Regions from separate parts of the Mus musculus genome. Here region 1 is linked to region 2. The links are chromatin loops, found by intact Hi-C in ENCODE. Cell type or tissue: left cerebral cortex. All regions are shown on one strand. Each heading gives the region's core, and the rest is flanking DNA. Links, peaks and the distances in the headings are about the cores only.

The links. Hi-C counts contacts between places; a loop is a spot of excess contacts. Peaks named below come from ENCODE experiments on the same cell type or tissue, not always from the same donor. Only the 100,000 strongest peaks of a DNase experiment are listed, where the experiment ranks them.
Region 1: a loop joins it to region 2, with 2.3 times the contacts of the local background. A loop is called at or near these places in 3 of 42 quality-filtered maps.

What each region holds. Positions count from the first base shown.
Region 1 is chr7:114,135,832-114,138,750 of GRCm38, forward strand. No RefSeq gene overlaps it. Among named protein-coding and RNA genes, the nearest start is that of Rras2, 20 kb to the left of the region's middle. In left cerebral cortex, for the core only: no CTCF peak of the experiment used is centred there; DNase peaks (open chromatin) are centred at 1,368, 1,990, 2,073, 2,406 and 1 more place; H3K27ac peaks cover 1,109 bases.
Region 2 is chr7:114,077,504-114,080,422 of GRCm38, forward strand. The region is part of intron 1 of Rras2 (related RAS viral (r-ras) oncogene 2); the gene reads right to left. Among named protein-coding and RNA genes, the nearest start is that of Rras2, 39 kb to the right of the region's middle. In left cerebral cortex, for the core only: a CTCF peak has its summit at 1,594 (motif pointing left); no DNase peak of the experiment used is centred there.

The DNA of each region.
Region 1 (2,919 bases), core at 144-2,643, 58 kb after region 2:
AAAAACACCCTGTCTCATTTAATCGCTTTTAATTTTTGAGGAAAACTTCCCATATTCTTTTACCTTCAGTCTGTTTTGTTTGTTTGGATCTTGCTATATAGCTCAGGATAGCCTCAAACATGCCATCCTCCTGCCTCTACCTCTCAATTACTGGAATTACAGGTGTATGTTATTCTACTTAGTTTAAACTTATTTCCAAGTCTACAAATGTTCCTATTCCAGACATTTCATGTAAGTAGAATCATACAATATTCATCTTTTGATGTCTCCTTTATCTTGTTTAATAGAATGTCTTCTTAAAATTAGAGCCAGTTATAGTACATTGTAGGATACAATTGTAGTATAATATTGATATATTAATACTGTGTTCTCCTTTGTTTTGCTATTTTTGTTTGTTTATTTATGGGTGTGTTTGCCTCTGTATATGTGTGTATTTGCCTCTGAGTGTGTGTGTATGTGTGTTTATGTGCACACATATGTGATATATATTATAGAGTTCATGTTGTGCTCTGCCCCATGTTACTCACTAGTGTGTGGACCGGTGGCTTCAGGCTGTGCCTTGCCTTGGTGACTCCACCTTAGAAAGCAGCCTTTAGTCCTAGATGACTCTGCATCCTATTTGTGCACACAGACACTACCACCTGCCCAGCGTGAACCACGAGGCACAGACTGATACACAACTTACTCACGCAAGGGAACCACTTGCAGAATCACTGAGGTAGACTTGAGTACACATGGATAAATGGACATATTAAAGTCATATCAGAAAGTCAGGCCCTTGAATTGAACCCGCCACACCAAACAAAGGATTCAACAACCGTACTTGGATCCCATAAACAGAGGGAAATACTGTGATGGCGATGGCGTGGAGCCGGGCCCACCAGTCCGTCATTTTATCTCATAACAGGTGCAAAACTCCAAGCTGTAGGGCTTCAGCCCAGTGCAGTCCCCACTTCTTGGCCTGTTCCCATTGTCATAGACCTCTGTCAGGAACTGCTCTGCCCTTTACAATGACTTGCCTTGTACGAGCTTCCAAAGCTAGGGGTTCTGTGCACCCCTAGCAGTCCTGAAATGGGGTTCATTAATACCTAACCACTGCTCGATCTCTGCCTCTGTCTTCAGTAGGACCTCTCATACTCTGTGGTCTCTTTCATCCTTTTGCAACCATTCTGTTTTACACACACACACACACACACACACACACACACACACACACACACTATAATGTATGATCTATACATAGCTAAGATTGGAATAAAAGAGCCAGTAACTGCTAACAGGCAGCTCTCCAGAGAAATCCAGATTACTTGGTAACAATGTGGCTTATAAATGTACCGTTACCCAATACATTCTGGCATTGTGAGGAGACCCAGATGTGTGCATATATTTTTCTGCAGGCTCACAATACTTGTGCTTCTAAACAACTATTAATGATGCAGCCAAAGCGGGAGCCAAATTGTCTATCTATCAACTGGCCGTTGAAAACCCTCGAGTGGTATTCTAGACAGGAGAATTAGCCATTCTAGGAAAAGTGAGGGTGAAGTTCAATATACAAGAAATATATATTGTTTTTTTTGAAGACAGAGTTTTTCTGGTAGTTCGGACTGTCCTGGAACTCACTATGTAGACCAGTCTGGCCTCAAACTCAAGAGATTCTCCTGCTTTTACCTCCCAAGTGATGGGATTAATAGCATACACCACTACGTCCAGTTTTCTGGGGGTAGGGGAAGGATATTGAAAAATACTCTACCTAATTTATTATTATTGTATAAATGTGTATATGGTGGAAGGTGCACCCCTGCCACAGTACTCAGGAGGAGGTCAGAGGGCAACTCCGTAGCCTCTGTCTCTGTTCTTCCACCTTTACATGCGCCTGAGGGATTGGACTCAGGTCTTCAGACTTGCACGGCAAGTGTTCAGCTGGCTGAGCTGTCTTGCTGGCCCAGAATATAACTTAGATCCTCCATCCCGGAGGCTGAAATGTGTTGATACCTTTGTCTTTTTGTCACAGATTTCTTTAGAGAGGTGTGTCTGCAGTCCTAGGGGACTGAGCCCTGAAAACTGAGCTGGCTATAACACCTAGCTTAGGTTTTATACTGTCAGCCGCACCTTTCACACATCTCACAAGGCGGCTGCTTCAAAGATGTGCAAACTCAAAAAAGAGCAACTAGTCAGATCAAGGAGGGGAAGTCCTTCCTTCCTTCCTTCCTTCCTTCCTTCCTTCCTTCCTTCTTTCCTTCCTTCCTTCCTTCCTTCCAATGACAAGCTGACACCTCTAGCTTCCAGGGCCTAGGGCAGACCCTCGGGAGCTGTTGAATTTAGGTTGGCTGGCGAGAACTGGAAACACAGTAAGGTAGGCGGTTCCTGGGATGCTTTTCTAGTGCATTGGCTTCTGTCCCCACAGAATGACACTGTTTCAGGACAGAACTGAAAGGAAATGCTCTGTGATAGAAATCTGGCCCTCCTGTACCCCCAGAGGCCCTGAGATGGGCTGTCAGCCTCCTGCAGGTGCCACAGCAATGGAGAACAAACAAGGTTTGCTCCCAATAGCTCTCAGTATCACTGGAGAGAGAGTAGAGCTATGGAGTGCTAGAATGTGCTGGGACACAGGACTTGCCACCCCAAAAGATGACTGCAGGAGACCAGAATATGCTATCCCCAAATATAGTGCACCATCGGCATATTTTAAGCTGGTTATTCTGAGAAACTGCGGGCTTGGGAGAAGCTTTCAAGTCTGTTTTGTGTAAAAAAAAAAAAAAAAAAAAAAAAAATTGCATCTAGAAAGAAAATCTTGAGGGAAGGATCTGAATTAAGAAGAAAGCTCCAGGGGCTGGAGAGATGGCTGAGCCTTCAAGAATACTTAGTGCTCTTGCAGAAGACCAGGGTTCAGCTCCTAGCACCTGCACGGTGGCTCACAAC
Region 2 (2,919 bases), core at 231-2,730:
GGGGTATGGGTAAACCGTTGAGAACTCACCAAGCACACTACTTGGGTTCCATCACTAGCACAGGAAAATTAATTTCACACACACACACAAACACACATATACGCACACACGCACATTCATACACATATATAAAAAACAGATAAACTTTGACCCAACAAGTTTACTTCAAGAAATCTATATTAGGAATGCATGTTTATCTGTGAAAAACCAACACATTCAAGGTCTTCATTCATTATTGAATTATCTTTCGGTTCTTTCAGTATCAATATAGCCCTTACTCAGGGCTGGGTAGGTATGTGAAGGGTGGAGGTTTGCCTAGCACTCAGAAGGCCCTGCATGTAGCATCCATATCACAAAGCAAAACAAGTCAGAATAACTCTGTGTACTAATCATCGTAATCCTCATCATAGGTGCTCACTTTATATATTTGCTCTATGTGCATTAAATGTTTCTAGAAATATATAAAGTAAGTAATCAACTTCTACTACACAAGGAAAGAACTGAGTTTCTAGAGATATGAGTAGGAGGAAATACTTCAAGTTTTTGAAATTTGTTTCTCTTTTGAAAAGAGAAACAAGGGTTTTGAAAGACCCAGATACATTAAACTCAACAAAAGCTAGATCCAGTCCCTCTCTTTGCTTTTAGCTGTAAGAGAAGAATTTGTTCTTTCTGATCAAGGTTTTGCCTACCTCTATGGTACTGTGATGTATTTAGCTAATACAATGTGTCAAAAATAATGTTAGGTTTTAAGAAAAGTTTTGCTACAAGTTGAATCTCTGCTATGTCTTAGCTGTAGGGTTTACAGTCAACCCCAGATCCCTATAGATACACCAAGGTTAATTGCTTGCAAAGTTAAAATGATAATTACTCGCCAAAGTTTGTAATAAAGACTGAAATGCAACATGGGAAAATTCTCTAGCCTTGCAATACCATGCACCCCTCTCTAGGTTTTGCACAGTAAATACTGGAAGGAGTACAGCCTCCACTGGGTCATCAGACCAGGTCATCTCACTCAAAAGCTACATGGCCAGGAGAATGTTTCTTTCTTTTTTTTTTTTTTCCTTCCATTTTTTTATTAGGTATTTTCTTCATTTACATTTCCAATGTTATCCCAAAAATCCCCCCTCCCCTCCCCTCCCCCTCCCGTCCCCTCCCTCAGAGAATGTTTCTTCATCTTTTGAAACTTAATTTCCTTACCATTAAAATGCATATAGCCATTCATATTTGAAAAGTCCATATTGTAACATACTTGCTATATTGGCTTGGCTCAAAATATAAATTCAAAACTTGGCTCTTGTCCCTTCCACACATAGAAAGGAAGGAAGGCTGCTTTATCTGCAGGTAGATGGCCAACTCACACAGAGCTGTAACCTTTGCCACCTATCCAATGTCCTAAATCCCAATTTCTTTTCCTAACTCTTCTAGAACAGAGAAAAGTCTGTAGATATAAAACCAGGAGCTCATGTAAACAAAAAACAAAAACAAAAACAAAACAAAAAACAAAAAAAAACTCTACTGTTCTTCCAGAGGTCCTGAGTTCAATTCCCAGAAACCACATAGTGACTCACAACTATCTGTAATGGGATCTGATGCCCTCTTCTGGTGTGTCTGAAGATAGCAACAGTGTACTCACATAAAATTAATTTAAAACAAAACAAAACTTTATGTGAATCTGTCAGAGTCACCAGCTCTTACCAATAAGGAAGCTATACCTGCCAAACACACTGTACTTGAGCTGGGGTTCAAAGCCTGGCTTCTCACCCCGCTTACAAGTTCTCAGAAGGACCTCCATCAACAAATAAACATTGATAAATAAATCAATAGGGATGTGGACTCTGAAGAAAAAAAGGAGACTGTCAGTGTCATGTGGACAGGAGAACAGAACACAATGACCAAAGAAGACTTCACTGATCATGACACAGATGAGAGAAGCGGAGATGGCGAGAAGGCGAGAGCCATGCAGCTTCTAAAGAGAAGATCCAGGGGGAACTAACAGTGAAACCCTGTGGGGCTGGAGGAGCAACAGGAAGTGGCCACATAGAAAGCAAGACTAGCCCCTGAGGTCACTAGGAGGCAGGCTCCTCCTGTGGGCCACAGTGAGGACTCTGGAATGTATTCAAAGAGTGAAACCACTGGCATTTGAAGCTGGCACCTACCTGAGAAACTTTTGATAAATCATGAAGAGCAATGGTTTGCCCTGGGATGGTGGCTGTACCAGCGACAAGAAGTAGCCAGATCTGTGTGTGGAGAGGCCAGTAGGTGACAAATCGGATGTTGACTCAGGGTCTGTCAGAGGGACTTGATGGTACGAGGACTTCACCGCTAACTGGAAGAATGGCACTCTCATCTATGGAGCCTCCCCAGGCAGCAGGAGGGAGAAGACTGAGAACTAAGAGGGACCCATGCTCTGTTGTCACACTTCCTGCATGTCTGTTTCGCGGCATAATGGAGGGAAGCATAACACTGGAAGCAAGGTCCTAGGATCAGACGATCAGACAGAGGGAAGTAGGGGTGGTGTCCAGGACTGGAGGGTGGGGAAAATGCCCATGGGGGCGGGGTGATGAAAATTGAAAAATTGTTGGAAAAGAACAAAGAAAATGGTAGCCAGGAGATGGAAATGGCTCAGCTGGTAAAGGTGCCAGCCGCCAAACCTGAGGAGCCATGATTGACTCTCTAAACCCATGTGGTGGAAGGAGAGACCCATCAGCTTAGACGATAGCGAGCTGTCTCTAACCGCCACAAGTATGTTATGGCCTATGTGTGTACTTGCACACACAGCTAAGTAATCACATGTAATAAAAAGTTTTTAAGGAAAAAAGTCAGGCAGTCAGAAGGAGAAAGTAGTTTACAAAGTTGGCAAAGATAAACAGGTGTCAGTGGTAGACATGGCATTGAGAACAGCAACAACAAAGAGTGCTT